Regions from separate parts of the Homo sapiens genome. Here region 1 is linked to region 2. The links are chromatin loops, found by intact Hi-C in ENCODE. Cell type or tissue: IMR-90. All regions are shown on one strand. Links, peaks and the distances in the headings refer to the core of each region. The heading gives the core; the rest is flanking DNA.

What was found. Hi-C counts contacts between places; a loop is a spot of excess contacts. Peaks named below come from ENCODE experiments on the same cell type or tissue, not always from the same donor. Only the 100,000 strongest peaks of a DNase experiment are listed, where the experiment ranks them.
Region 1: a loop joins it to region 2, with 12 times the contacts of the local background. A loop is called at or near these places in 2 of 110 quality-filtered maps.

The regions. Positions count from the first base shown.
Region 1 is chr4:92,295,533-92,303,539 of GRCh38, forward strand. No RefSeq gene overlaps it. Among named protein-coding and RNA genes, the nearest start is that of GRID2, 4.4 kb to the right of the region's middle. In IMR-90, for the core only: a CTCF peak has its summit at 3,820 (motif pointing left); no DNase peak of the experiment used is centred there.
Region 2 is chr4:90,310,970-90,318,976 of GRCh38, forward strand. It overlaps CCSER1 (coiled-coil serine rich protein 1), which reads left to right. Exons shown (of 11, transcript NM_001145065.2): 3 at 1,894-2,078. Among named protein-coding and RNA genes, the nearest start is that of CCSER1, 190 kb to the left of the region's middle. RefSeq lists enhancers at 4,014-4,373, 4,109-4,403. In IMR-90, for the core only: a CTCF peak has its summit at 4,305 (motif pointing right); a DNase peak (open chromatin) is centred at 4,282; H3K27ac peaks cover 138 bases; H3K27me3 peaks cover 224 bases.

The DNA of each region.
Region 1 (8,007 bases), core at 1,554-6,553, 2.0 Mb after region 2:
TTTTGTTGCCATTGCTTTAGGTGTTTTAGACATGAAGTCCTTGCCCATGCCTATGTCCTGAATGGTAATGCCTAGGTTTTCTTCTAGGGTTTTTATGGTTTTAGGTCTAACATGTAAGTCTTTAATCCATCTTGAATTAATTTTTGTATAAGGTGTAAGGAAGGGATCCAGTTTGAGCTTTCTACATATGGCTAGCCAGTTTTCCCAGCACCATTTATTAAATAGGGAATCCTTTCCCCATTTATTGTTTTTGTCAGGTTTGTCAAAGATCAGATAGTAGTAGATATGCAAATCATAGTTTTTGTAAATCCCCTGACTGATAGTTTTAACATCTGACTAACAGCTCAAACTCCTTCTATTGATTGTTTTAGCTCTGGAAAATGGCTTGTTTGTTTCTTGCTATTTTGTTTGTCTTATAATTTTTGAGTGATGTTAAACATTGTGAATTCAAGAACAATAAAGACTGAGGTGAAGAACATTCATAGCCAGAAATGTATACAACTCTTCCTCTCTTAGGGTGGTAGTAAATAATTGAGTTGTGTTTGGGCTTTGTTTTTGATATATTCACCCTCATTGCCAGCCAGTCTTCTAATTTTTTCAGTGTGGGCTGGTTGAACCACATGATTGAGTGAGGACTGTGGTGTTGGAGGCTTCTATCAGTTTTTGTGCTCCCTCCCTTTCAGAATCCATTGCACTACTGTGTCAAATAGAGGGTCTCTATATCCATACTCCTTCCTCTCTAAGTAGACTGCTGTTGCTTTTTATTCAATCCTAAACTCATTACGGAGGCAGGAAGCAAACTTGCGGTTCTTCAGGTGCAGGTTCAGTCTTAGACAACATCTATGTGCCTGAGTATCAGGAATAGGGTTTTATTATTATTCTTGTCTCTCTCCTCCCCAAGAGAACTATATTCAGACTTGTATCTCTGAAGGATCTGAAACAGGAGAGATACTTTTTTCCCCTCTTTGCCTCCAGCAAGAGTACACCTCTGCTTTATATCATCATAGTATCCTGACCCATAAAAGTTTTCATAAGGTAAGACAATTTTGATTCATTCCCTCTCCCCAAAACAGTGATCTTTGCTTGATGTCAGAAAGAAAGGTTCACTAACACTTCTCCAGAAGTTGATGAGTTTTGCTTTGATCCACAGAGCACTGGATCTTTGCCTGGGACCTGGGGATAAGACAGTTTGTTGCTTCTCCCTAATCAGCTTAAAGCTTTTTTCTACCTACAGTGAAGGGTGCAGGAAAGTGGACTATAGTTTGAAGCTATTCTACCCCCATCATACCTTTAGCATTTAGCGATCCTCCCTGGTCCTCATTCTTTCCCATGAACTCCTGTGAAGATCTATAGACTAGTTTATAATTGAATGAAAATGTCCTGTGTTTGTGTTCCCAGGTGTTTTAATTTTTTTGTAATCCACATTAAGCTTTTAGGAATTCATTAAAATTTGGGTTGTTTTTTTCTTATGTGCTTCTACAGCAGCCCCTTCTGTGCTCTGATAAAATGAAACAATTTTAATGTCCTGTCTCACATCCAAGGTGCCTTCTACTTCTTGGAACTCAGTTTACTTTGTTGTCTCATTACATCAGCTGTCTGATGGGTTTAAGAAAAATAATATTTTTATATATCATCCAGTATTTTCTCACTGTTAGAATCACAACAATGTTTTTAAATTTTTATATCCTAATCATAAGCAAAAATCTATAAAGCATTTTAAAATGAAAACATGTTTATTGCTTAGTGATAGATCTTTCTTCCATCACAGAAGTTCAAAATGGAGATTAGAAATTTCTATTACAGCACAAACCAGAATTTCTCTCCAGATATGATATTCCAGCATACAGATTTGTGATCTGGCTAATAGAAATATCAAAAAACAGAAGAGAAATCAACAACAACAACAAAAATAATAATTTTACTTTTGGAATTTAGAAAATGCGTTGCAACAGTGTAACAAAGAGTGTTCAGTATGTATTATAAAAAGGGAAATTGAGGGCTAAAAACATTTGGGATATACTAGGATTAATACAGGTTAATGATTTGTTTCCTAGTAGACTTCTCTTGACTTTTAATATATTAATTTGCACTGCAGATCTGTAAGAGAAGAAAATATCTATTTAGCACTTTACAATCTTATGTGACCACGAAGCCTCCTTTATTTTTTTTTATTTTTCCCATGAACAGTATTCCATAGAGCTCAATGTGGGAAATGCTAGTTTAGATATTTTTTAAACACACTGGCATTTAAAAATGTTTAAATATTGTCTTATTTTCACAATTTTGATTTTGTTGTGTCTAATTATAGTTAAACTCTCTTGATGAAATAAAAAATGTGAAAAAGCAGCAAAGTTTAGAAAAAGGAGAGCAAACAAAATGTTGATAGTGTAATTTTATATTAACAAACTTCAGGTAAATTCTGTGAAATCTAACCCTAAATTTAGTGTCCAACCACCCCCAACTCAGCATTCTCTTTAGTCACATAAACCATACTACAAATAGTTCAAGTTAAATTTGGGCAGAGATTCATATTTTGGCTTCTATTGCTGAGATAATTTTTATTGACATATTCCAAAGAACCCTTTGAAAATATCTTCCATCTGTTCTAGACCAAATGAATAACCACTATTTGTGTTGTAAACTATGGGACTGATAAATAGGCAAAATAATCTTATGAACAGAAAACTTTGATACCTCAGTTATCTGTTTATTTTGGAATTAAGATGATTTTGTATTATGCCGCATGGGTAATATTCCACAATATTTAAAAATTTTTATTTTATCCTTTTCTTCACTCCTTAATTCATTCATCTATTCATAATCTGTTAAATGCTTAAATTCACCACCAATTTGCAGAACCAATGAGGAATAAGGAATCTATTGTATTTAATTCTAAATAAATTATGTAGCTATCCACTAAGAAATGAAATGTTTTCTATGACTCCTTTAAAATCTTCAAAGTCAATATATATATATTATACATATGTATATAAATCAAGCTTTTGTTTCTCTATTTACACTTTCTTCATGACTTGTGCTACTATAAAATACAATATATTTTATACCAAAATGTACAGTTTATCTGTGGCATATTCCATAAGTATACTCTATACGGAGCCACTTATGTGTCTAGACAAGTATGTTACAAAAAATGTTGTAAATAAAAGTTAATTATGAGAAAATAAAATTTGATTTTTTTAGGATTTAAAATGCTAATGTACACTATAGTTGACATAATACAATTGTTTTTGGCTTTTGATATACTCAGACATTTGCCTCAACTAATATGCCACATGAAAAAGATCAGTGAAATAATTGACAGAAAATTTCTTTCCCATGGCAAAGTGTAATTTCTTATTTCAAGATATATAAGATATGTATTCTTTAAAAAGCAAATAGTTATATTAACTCATTTTTGAAACTTTAATATTTATACCAGAAATTTGAATCACAAAATAATGTCTCAGTTTTCTAACCATCCTTTAACTCAGGAGTGAGTGGCATATTATTAAAGATCGTTCTATTGGTCTTTAATTCCTAAGCAAGTGATCAAACTAGAGAAAATATGAATAAAACAGATATTTATTGGAGCCTTCTAATAGAAACCTATTACTTCTATGTGAAAGGTTTAGGAGAACCAGAAGAAATAAAACTTCAGAAATTCAAGTTAACAAAAAAAACCTTAAAATATAAAGTTTGCTTCATTATAGCTATTTGATTAGTATGAGTTAATAATATCCTTGTAAACTGTTAAAAGTAGAGACATTCAAAAAGTAAGCTGATTAAATCTACATCAAGCATGGCTGCCATCTTGTGGGGACAGGATATAATGTATTGAGGGGCCAATCTCAATAATGTGCCCCTTTTGGGTTAAAGTCATCATTTGTTCTCCATCAATCAGTTGTTTGATGCTTATCAACATTTCTCTTGAAATGCCACATCAACATTTGGACAGAAAAGATAAGGTAACTAAAAGGACTATTAATGAATCCCTGTTTCTAAAAGTTCAGTATCATTGCCAATGTATAGACAGTAAGAAAACTTTAAAACTAGAAGTTTTTCACTTGAATCAACCTTAAAAACAGATAAGTTTGGTAAAGCATTCATATTTATTAATCATTTAAATTGCAAAATTATATTAGAATTTATATCTAATTGAGTTAGAAGATAATATGGCATTGTCTGATAGGGCATATAGATTTACAGTTTCATAGATTTACAGAAAGCTTTGAAAAGAAGAAAGAGATTATGAGTTTATTTTAGAAGGGAGGGAAGAGGGAAGGAAAAGGAAAGGAAGGGAAGGGAAGAAGAAAGGGAGAGATGAAGAGAGGAAGGAAGGAAGGAAAGAAGGAAGGAAGGGAGGGGAGGGGAGGGAAGGCGAAGGAAGGGAAGGGAGAGATATAAGCTATTACTGAGGATAAGATTTTCACTAGTGTCACAGACAAAATAGTTTGACAGAGCGGTAAGTGGTAAGTCAGTGTGAAGTTGACCTGAAAAAAATGAGGTCAAGATAAGGCCAGCGTAAATATGTTATACAGGAATATGTAATTTAAGTATTTTTTCAAAGCTTATTTAAAAGTCAAAACATGTGCTTTCTAAGTTTAAGCCTTCCAACAAATATTAGTACAACTTCTGGAACTCAATTTTCCCATCATTGTCTAGAAAACCAAGACACTGAATGAGAAAGCCCCTGAAGCCTCAATGAGCTCTGAACTTCTTTGATGTGCTGAGTACAAAAGTTACTCTTTCAGTCCCTCAACCAAAGGGAATTTATGTTTTTCACATCTGCAAATAAATATCCCAATTACAATTTTACAGCCATTTATCACAACTACTTGCATCTATAGATGATCAGTCTTTGCCTTTTAACAGTTTTCCTTTCATGCTCATATTAAGGTTGAAATGTACTTGGAATCTTTTGTGTGACTAGCCATATTTGTAATATGAATAATATAATCATAAATAATTAGAAATAATGATCAGAATTTATTGTGTCCCATTTTGATGATATTATTTTAAAAACCAACTCTTTTAAGTTTCAAATAAGTTGACTCATAAATTCATAGATCTTTATACTAAAACAAAATAAAACTCATGAGTCATTAAAATATAATTGAACAGTTCGTTAAAATTGACCAATGTAAGTTGATTTACTGCTGTTATAACAATGAGCAGCTGATTTTTAAAATTTAAGCATTGGTATTCTTAGCAGTTTTAACAGTGAAAATGAAATAATTATATGTTCCAAGAATTTCTATTCTATTACCTTGCTTTCTTTCCACAATTGTGCATGATTGAAGCAGTCAGCATTTGTAGTTTCCCCTCCAATGCAAATCAGTTTTTCTCAAAAATTCTGCTTTTCAAAGAAAAATAGGCATATTAGTTTAAATCTTGGGGTAGTTCAGATAATCTATCATTTCTTCAAATAATTGATGTTCAAATCATGATCGATGCCTGAATGAAGTAACAGTCTCCACCTTGGAAGAATAAACTCAACAAACATGATTTACTTACATTTTATTTTAAATAGTTAATCATTTGTTATAAAACTTTAGTTAATGAGGGTATTTTCCTGCCAATACATGCCAGAATTTCACAAGGTTTGAATTTAAGTACAGTGGGCCAGGTACATCACTTATTTCCATATAATAAGGCTTGAATTAAAGTTAAGCAGCCTTAATGAGACCAACAGATAGCTGTCATTAAAACATTTAATATGCACAGCTAGTGAATTCATATTTTTTCTTCTGGAATTTAACATCTAACTCACACATTATAAATATTTGTATCCAGCTAACTACATATTACATTATGACAGACAATTTTCTAAAGTAGTAGAAAATATAGTTAATATATATTTATTATATATTTATTAATTAGGAATCATTGAATGTAGAAATTATTTCAACAGTAAAAAGACTGATTGTTATTCTTGAAAAATCAAACAGCCAATGTTAAATTTATACTAACTTTCTTGTGTAACTTTTGGAAAGCCAAAACTTGTTGTTCTACTGTTTCTTCTGATTGGCAGGAGTGGTCATTATACCTTAAGGGCTTTTTTTGATGTGTCACCCAGACTCATTTAAATGTCTGAGTATTAGAACAGTGATTCTGAACTATGGCTGCATAGCAGAGCCCTGTATAGAGGCTTTTAGAATATATTACAGGCTGTGTCCCAAACTCCAGAGATTCTGATTAAATTAGCCTTAAGTGACCATTTTAAAAAGCTTCTCAGATTATTTCAAAGTGAATCTACATTTGAAAACTACTAAACTGGAGGATTTGGGAATAATGAAAATGCTTTGCTCACAGTACACTAAAACATTTCCAAGAGGGGAAATAGTATGAATATGACTATACAATATTTGACTTTCTCCAGGACAGATACTCATTAGCCAGGACTGGACTAGTTAATGCTCTGAAGTTCTTCCTAGTTATCTTATTCTAAGATATCATGGTGTTCTTTCCATGTTAAATGGTTATAATTTTTCTTGATAGAATACATAATGACTTACCAATTTTTAGAATGTCACTGTAAATAATATTTGAAGGAAGCTATGGGGAGTGCATCTCTTCTTTCAATTCATTATCTGAATAAGCAAAGTATAATCTATGGAATTGCATCAAAACACTTTATAAAGTAAAATGACATTAACACCAACATTAATATAATCAATATTGAGTCAATGTCTACTAATGGAAACAAAAGATAAGAGAATGATCAAAATTGAGAGTAATTAATCAGTGAATGCTTCTTGGAAGCACTGGTTTGTTCCAGATTCAGAAGGAAGTGATGAAATTCAAGTCAACAAAGGGGTTCTCTGTAAAATGCTGTGTTGAATAAAATGTGAATGAGCTTTGGTTTTCACTCTCAAGGCATTTATGATCTAACTTAGTAGTAGTTCTGTCTAACTCTAATACAAAATAGGGTGTGTTACGACAGCATAGAAGATAGATGGATTTATTCCACATTAAAGGACTGGACACTACTTCATGGGCAAAAGGAATTTGAACTAGCCCTTGAGATGGTGAAGGAGAGTGGTTGGGAGGACAAATACGTGCTTTCCAAGCAGAAATATTAACATAAGTAAAAATATGGCAGCAAAACATTTTCTGGAATGTTCAGGAAAAAGTGTACAAGATGAATGAAAACAGCCAGAAGTGAGAATGTACAACTGTGTCTGGAAAAATAGTAACCCAATTCAGAAGGCTAGAGAGAAGGGCTCAAGTGAGGGAACGGGAGGAAAAGAGGTTTGCCAAACTTGGAGGTAAGGCTTTGAAAGGTTGTGTAATGAGCTTGACATCCACACATCCAACATTCCTAAAGAATTCCAATTATAACTGAGACAATATTATGACATTAATACCTGACCTCGACTAGTCACTCGATTGTGTTAACAAATCTTCAGTTTGCAATGAGGCCAGATTGACATAAGTCAATCATTATAAGAAAAGAAGTCACAATGATCAGGATTTTATCTTAAGGAATAAGCTTGCAGAAAATCCTTTCACTGGAGACTGAGAGGCTGTCATTCAGGACTTCCTCAGCTTTTTCCATGGAAGAGAGTACCCAACTTCCTCATTCGGAATTTATCTACATAGGTTATTAAGCTACTCAATGAAATATTTTGACCAAATGTTTATGAAAAATTTTTCTGTTTTATTTAATTATTCTGCTTTTTTATTTTAATTTCAAGATCTTTTCTATCCTGATAGAGAAGAATTTCTATCAATAGAAAGGATTTCAGGAACCTTTCTCTATCCTGATTGCCTAAAAAATACACTGGAGACAGAAAAAAAAAATCATTGTATAAAAGGTAATTAGCACGTTCTCTCCTTTTTATAACTTTATAATTGAAATCTCATTAAAAGCTTTCTAGGTCTGTATTTCCCTAAGTGACCAGGTGTCCCTAATTTGTTTTCAACCAATGTGACTAATTCCAGGCAAAGACTAGAAAAAGTCTGATACCTGTTAGAGAATAGCAAGGTTAAATAAGTGGGGTGGCT
Region 2 (8,007 bases), core at 1,274-6,273:
TAGCTCCTTTACCTGTAATATAATCATGAGAATATGATAATGATGATGATATTAATGATGGTTACCCTTTTGTATAATTAATATATGCCCAAAAATGTACTAAGAAGATTGCATGCACTGTTTCATATAGTCCTTATAAAAATTTTGCATGTCATGTTAATAACTAAAATTTATAATAAGTTAAATAACTTTATAGGGTCACATAGTTAGCAAATGATGGACTTGATATTGAAATCCAGGAAGTTTTAAAATTATATAAAAAAGAGATAGAAATGCAATTATCCTGACATATCTAATTCTTATTTAGTAATGATGACTTTCCTCAAAGCCTAATTGAATACTGCATATTTTTCTCTCTCTGGAAATTAGAGAATGATCAGTTATCTTGGAGACTATTACTATGTTGATTGGGATCCTATTTGTAACACAATAACACATTAATTTTGCTGATTTGATAATGTGTTGGCTGTTCTTGGATAAATAAGCTGGTAATGTCAACAAACTAAACTATCCTTTAGTTTTTGAAAATATTCATGTGCTATTTATAAGGATTTTATAATTTTGAAGTTTAAAATTTTAAAAACAGCTAAGTAAATGTATTTTATCCAATAAAGAGTTGCTATAGACACTAACTTTCATAATGCTAAATTTAGTTTGTATTTTGTATGAAATATTTAAGCCAGTACTTTATACACATCTAAGTGTTCTAGGTGTACAATCATGTCAGAACTAATGAGTTATCTGGCAATTTAACTTTTATTCATTGTCTTAAAAAGTTATTTAAAAAGAACTGCTATATATTGGACTAATAGATTCTGGACAGTCTTTAAACTAGTAGATGAGCCTAATTAGAACAATTTTTTCATTTACTCATTCATTCATTCAGCAAATATTTATTGTTTTAACACTATGTTAGGCACTAGGGATGTAGCAATACACAAAACAGGCCTAGATCCCTGCCTTCCTGAGGCTTACTTTCCACTGGGGATACTCAGTTAACATGCTATATATATCAGATGGTGATAACTGCTGAGGGTAAGTTTAAAGCAGAATAAAGGCTTAGGAAGCAGAAGTGGGATTCCAGTTTGCATTTTTAAATGTAACAGGATGATACCCAAGGTAACATATTGGTAAAGGTTTGAAGGAACTTAAATAATAAGTCATACAGATATTTGAGAGAAATATATTAGTGCAAGGTTGTGAGTCAAAGGCTGTGTAGGGCTGGAGCATGCCAGTGATGTACCAGAGCAGCAAGAGTCCAGTGTGGCATGAGCAGAGTGATGGAGGGGAGAGCAGGACATGAGATTGCAGAGGTGAGCAGGTGAACAGGGTGCTCCTCCTGTCCCTGGTTTGGGGACAGAGAGAGCAGTCATATGGGTCATATTATGAAGAATTTGTTATGCCATTTGAAAAACATCACCTTTTGGCTAGAGGAGTGGTGGTGATGGCCCTCACTTATGTTTTAAGTATATGATTCTGGCTACTATGTGGAATGTAGATTGTGTTGCGGGTGGAGAGGCAGATGAGAGTAGGCAGAGGTAGGAGAATTGTAGCAAATATTGCAGTAACCAAGCCAGCATAGATTTGGTCCAGGGTCTTAGAAGGAGAGGTAGAAGGAATCAGATTCTGTATACAGTTTGAAGGAAATAAGGACAGGATTCATTTATGTGATTAATGTGAGCAACGAAGCAACAAAGGATGACTCCAAACGTTTTGGGCTTCAAAGAGATTACATGATTAAGTGAACTAAACTGATGCTATACATTTAAAAGTTTTCTTGTGATAGAGAAACTTTGAATAACACTAAGAGTTTTTCATGATCTTTCAGTGGGACATTTGTAAAAACTACATTTAAATATTTACCTTCATTTTTATTTATTTTCCTTTCCATAGTTCTTGCCAGTAGTCTCAGTCCATTTCGTGAAGGAAGATTTATAGAGAGGAGACTGCGATCCTCGTCAGAAGGCACTGCAGGGAGTAGCAGAATGATTTTGAAACCGAAAGATGGAAATATAGAAGAAGTTAATAGTTTAAGAAAGCAAAGAGCAGGTTCTTCATCTTCAAAAATGAACAGTTTGGTAAGTATATACATATGTCTGCCTCTAATAAAATAATGCTGTCTATATCCGACATGTTCATGTCTCTTGCAAAATGAACACAGACTACAGGATAGACACCTCATATTTGAAGGGAAAATTTGTTTCCATAGTTGACATTACAAGTCAGAGAAACAAATTTTTCACCTAGGTCAGGATGGAGTTCACCATGACAGCTGTCTTTAGTTCCTGTCTTCCTTGCTTCCATGGAAAGTTTGACATTCTTTATTCTAGAACAAGACACTTGAATACAGAAACTAGGGAAAATGCTGAACATGAGGCTCCCCTTTGACACCATTATTTCACATCTTCTCTCCACCATATAGCCCTCCAGAAAATACCCTTTTGTAAATCACACTTACTCCAGTACCACTCTTAGTCCCTGTAGACCCTATCCTCGCTGTCCTCCTGCAGTGCCCTTCCACAAAGGGTGAGGAGTTGGTGTGAAGCTTATGAGGACCAATGTGAAATGCCCATCCAATGCTTGCATACATTGGAGGTAATCAAGATACCCTATTCCTGGTCCAAATTGTAGAGCCTGCTTTTAGTATGAGGGTGGAGGTGGGGTGTGTGGGGAGAGGCATGGTCTGAGTTTGTATGTGTGAACTAGGGTGTCACAGAGGCATTAGTATGAAGCTCCCTCATGGTATGAGATGGACCCAGGGGTGGGAAGAGATGAGGGGCGAACTGCAGCCTTGGGTCCATGTGGCCTCAGGTTTCACAAGTATTAGAGTGTGATTGCCTTTTGGAGATCACTTTGCTCACCTTCTCACAAATGTGTCCTTTTTCAGCAGTGTATTTAACATCTATTATCTAAAAATGTTCCTTAAAATAATCTTTCTACCTACCTATCCATGCATATATGTGAAAAATGCTCAAAAATAAATCACTTATGATATCTCTATTGTTTTACATAATTGGGTTTCAAATGAAAATATTAGGTAATTGAGATCTGATAATTATTTTGTGAAGAAGCCTTAAGTTAGTAAGGTAACATTGTGTGATAGCAAAATCACTGTGCTTGATGTTAGAGGTTTTAATCGTTTTTTTCTGGTGTGACCATTTCTTAATCCTGGGCAAATTTGTAACCACAAAATAGCAAGTGATAATAGGTGTCTTGTTTCCATTATACTAAAGAATGACTATGTGAGTATGTGTTTACATTTGTACATATGGAAACATATATTTCATGCTTCGTTTTGTTCTTTTGTGCATTGGCTATTATATTATTATTGTTGCAGTGGATATTTTTGGTCTAAGTATGAAAATATGTTAAAGCGGATTTCCAATTGATGCACCATTAAAAGTTAGGACTAATGAAGTATTACAAAACATTTATCATCACAACATTTTCAGTATTTCTTCATGGAGAGGCATTTATATTAATAGGGTTACACTATTCAACTTGCTCAAAGTTGTGCCTTTTACATATTCTCTCATATCTCATGTGTTTTTCATACTGCATTTAATTTAAATAATTCTAGTTTGAGACAAGCCTAGGCAAAATATTGAGAACTCATCTCTAAAAAAAAATTTAATAATTAGCTAGAAGTGGTTGCACCTGTAGTTCCAGCTACTCAGGAGGCTGATGTGGGAGGATCACTTGGGTCCAGGAGTTGGAGGCTGCAGTGAGTTATTGCACCACTGCACTTCGGCCTGGGCAACAGAGCAAGACCTGGTCTCGATAAGATAAATAAAAAATAAATAAATAAATAAATAAAATGTAAAAAGTGCTTCTTATAATATCACAAAGTCACTCTTCTCAGATTTACTTTTTTTTTTTTTTTTTTTTTTTTTTTGAGACAGAGTCTCGCTCTGTCTCCTAGGCTGGAGTGCACTGGTGCGATCTCGGTTCACTGCAACCTCTACCTCCCCAGTTCAAGCAATTCTCCTGCCTGAGCCTCCCGAGTACCTGGGATTACAGGCACCTGCCACCATGCACAGATAATTTTTGTATTTTTAGCAGAGAGGGGGTTTCACCATGTTGGCCAGGCTGGTCTTGAACTCCTCCTGACCTCAAGTGATCCACCCGCCTCAGCCTCCCAGCGTGCTGGGATTACAAGCGTGAGCCACCACGCTCAGCCCTCCGATCCGCTTTTAAGATTTAAAACTTAAGAAACAAAAGTGGTTTTGTTCCTTTGAGGCCTTATATTTAAATTTTCAAAAGTGTGCCTGTAGTATTATAGTCTGTCCACTAGATGGCAGAAAGACACCACTGCCGTGGTGGTGGACAGTATATCAGGGTTGGAACAGAAACTTGGTAAAATATTGTACATGTTCATTGGATTTACAGATGAAACTTACTGAAATAAATACTGAAACTTTTGAATTTCCTAAAGAGAACTACCAAAAACTACTTCACGATCTTACCATCTTCCTTTGGATTTTACAAGTTATGTCTCATCTTTCAGTTACTTTACAGTTTATTCATTTTTTATTTTAATTTTTAATTTTTTTAAGGCAGAGTCTCACTCTGTCACCCAGGCTGGAGTGCAGTGGTGCAGTCTCGGCTCTCTGCAACCTCCCCTCCCCGGTTCAAGTGATTCTTGTGCCTCAGCCTCCCGAGTAGCTGGGACCACAAGTGTGTGCCACCATGCCTGCCTAATTTTTGTATTTTTAGTAGAGATGTGGTTTCACCATGTTGGCCTGATTGGTCTTGAACACCTGACCTCAGGTGATCCACTCACATCACCTCCCAAAGTGCTGGGATTACAGGTGTGAGTCACCGCACCTGAGCAGTTACTTCACACTTAATTAATTAATTTAAAATGCATGAAATATGTTTTTTAACTTGTAGCACTGTAAGGAAGAAATGGTAGGGATTATTTAGTTCTAGATACATGTGAAACAAGTGATGTATATTTGGAAAATTGTAGCTGTCTGTGTGAACACTGGCACATTTTCTATATTCCTCTTCCAAAATAATTTAAGCAACTGCATGTATTTAAGAATGTATCCATGGTTCAGTTATTTTATTTTAAAGCAATTATAATAGAAACATGTGTTTTTAATGCTTGTTGGAACCAAGTGACTACTTTTAATGCCTGACATGTATTATCACATTCAGTCCTCACAACAGTACTATCAACTAAATGATTCTGTGGTGATCAAATTTTGCGAAAGAGGAAAATAAGGTACTGAGAAGATAAGCAGGTTGCCTAAAATGACATAGCTCATAAATGGCAGAGATAAGATTTGGATTTGGATCCTTTCTAAGTTCAAATCCTACAATCTTTTGGGAAAATGTATTCGATTTAAAATTAAGTTGAGCCATTTTTCAATTGTTTGCATCAATTTGGTGTAATGAAATTAAAACATTTAAAGCAATCTAACCTTGCTTGCTCTAAGTCTAGGCTGCAGCATTCTGTAAGAGATACAAAAGAGGAAAACAGAAACAAAATTTAGTGCTTAATCTGAACTTAAAATGCGGTCATGTTTCTTGAAATGCTGATGAATAGTATCAATGTCCTTACTGAGAGATATCCCATCAAAAAGGAACTTTGTCACAAAAGAGGATATTCATACTTAGCAGTTTTGTAATACTTCTTTACTCCTAACTTTTAATGTTAGCATTAATGCAGCCCTTCATGTAGTTCATGGGGATTTCAATTCTCATAATAAAATATGGCTCTATTTATTAAGATGCTGAGCATTTCCTGAAAGACCGAAGATATTACCTGATGGATTAGATATAGTTAGATATACCACAGTTCTGTTGTTTTTGTGTACTTCTGGGGTATTTCAATCTGGAAGCGAAAGGACAGGATGTATGAACTCTTCAAACATCAAATGCCGAGAACAAATTGGGATTGGCTTAGGTTTATTAAAGGAATCCAAAGTAAATTTGGAACAATTTGATAAGTGTTCACATTTATTATATTTTTTCAAACCTCTTTATAGTATTTTTCCAATTTTTCTCTAATGAGTAGCTTTCTGAATACATTTCTTGCGATTGTCCAAAAAATTTAAAATGCTGTTCTAGAAAAAAGTTAAAGAACATATTTCTTTAAAGAACTTACTTCAGGAAGTTTCTCTCCAGACTATGGTATATAAATGTATACATGTAAGGATTTCTCATGGGTTCTCCAATGGCTTTACATAGGGAATTCTAACTCTAAATATTTACAAGATTACTCTCTAAAAAAGTTAATGTGAGAGTAGATTCATATATAATGAACAATACAGAAGACCTGGTACCGTTAAAGGAAGGAAAAATGCCTAAGTGGATGAGTCAGGATAAACTTGGCTAAGTGATAAAAAATACCGCTGGGCGTGGTGGCTCAAGCCTGTAGTCCCAGCACTTTGGGAGGCTGAGGCAGGCAGATCACTTGAGGTCAGGAGTTCAAGACCAGCGTGGCCAAGATGGTGAAACCCCGTCTCTATTTGCATTTTGTAAAAATACAAAAATTAGCTGGGCATGGTGGCCAGTGCCTGTAATCCCAGCTACTCGGAAGGCTGAGGCAGGAGAATTGCCTGAACCTGGGAGGTGAAGGTTGCAGTCAGCTGAGATCATGCCACTGCACTCCAGCTTGAACAACAAAGTGAAACTCTGTCTCAAAAATAAATAAATAAAATAAAATAAATAAATAATAACTTCCAAATCTAGCGACTTATATAATATAGATTTCTTTCTCACTTAGGCTACATGTTTATTGTGGAAGGCATTGGGGTTCTGTTCAATGTCTCCTCCTCCTGTATTCAGGCTGTGGAAGCAGCTAACTCTGCAAACATTGCCTTTTACCATGGCAAAAAGAAAGAGATCTCTGGAGGTCCCTGTAATAAAATACTTTGAATTGTGAAACTCACTTTCTTCTGCTCACAACTCATTGGTCAGATCTAATCATATGGCCCAAACTAGAAACAAAAGCAGCCAAGAATAATAATGAGTTTCCTGTATCTAGAGGCGGAGACTTAGGTTTGGTGAACACTTAATGACTCATATTCCCAAATATTTTGTTGTATCCAAGTTCTTTTAATTAATCGAGATTTACTGACTGCCTCCTCTTTCCCTTTTGTCCAGAGTCATTTAATGGGCCCTGACTTTGTGCTTCACACTGTCCTGGTCTTTGTGGTTGAAAAGATGAAAACATCTCTGTAACTGAAGAATTCATATATACTACAGGTTTTATTCTTTAGAATATTCTCTCTTCCTTACTTAAAGGCCTTGAGATGTGTATCTTAAGTGAACTAAGTTTACTTTTTTCCTTGACTCAAGGAATCTTTACTATTTTTGTAAGTATTTATTTTCATTGCACCAAGCAGTTGGTTTTGAAGGTTGCATTATCTTCAGATTACTCAGCAAATGCATTTGCAAAGTTGCCCTGTACTATTTGTGCTAAGTGATTCAGACAACTTTCATTTATGGCCAATTTTACTCTGACACAGCATGTTTTCTTTCATTTAGCATCCTGCTGCTTTTATGTGGAAACTGTGAATGACACAGTAAAAACATAACTGTAGGACTTTGGTAGAAGAACAAATCCGATTTATATTTGATTAATAAGAAGTAGTTAGTTGCAGATCGTTAGCATCTCATATCACATTTAATTTTTTGGTATGTTGAACTGCAGAATTTACTTATTATTGATAATAGTAGAATAATATGACTGTACCCTATTTGAGATAGCCAAACACTTTACTATTCATTTACTTTTCTTCTGGGGCCTGCTGTTTTCTCATTTATTAGCTTATCCTTTATTCATTATAATTCTTCATTTCTTCATTCATTAAAACATTCACAGTTTCTTACAATAAATATTTATTGACAATCTGCTCTGAAGAATCAAAGATGAAAGAGACAGTGCTTGAGGATTTTTGAGTTCCCAAAGGGAGAGATAAGGTTAAACATTATCTTGCCAATACAACAGATTTAACCATTTTGACCATCTCTAAGTTCAGAATGGGTGGGGCA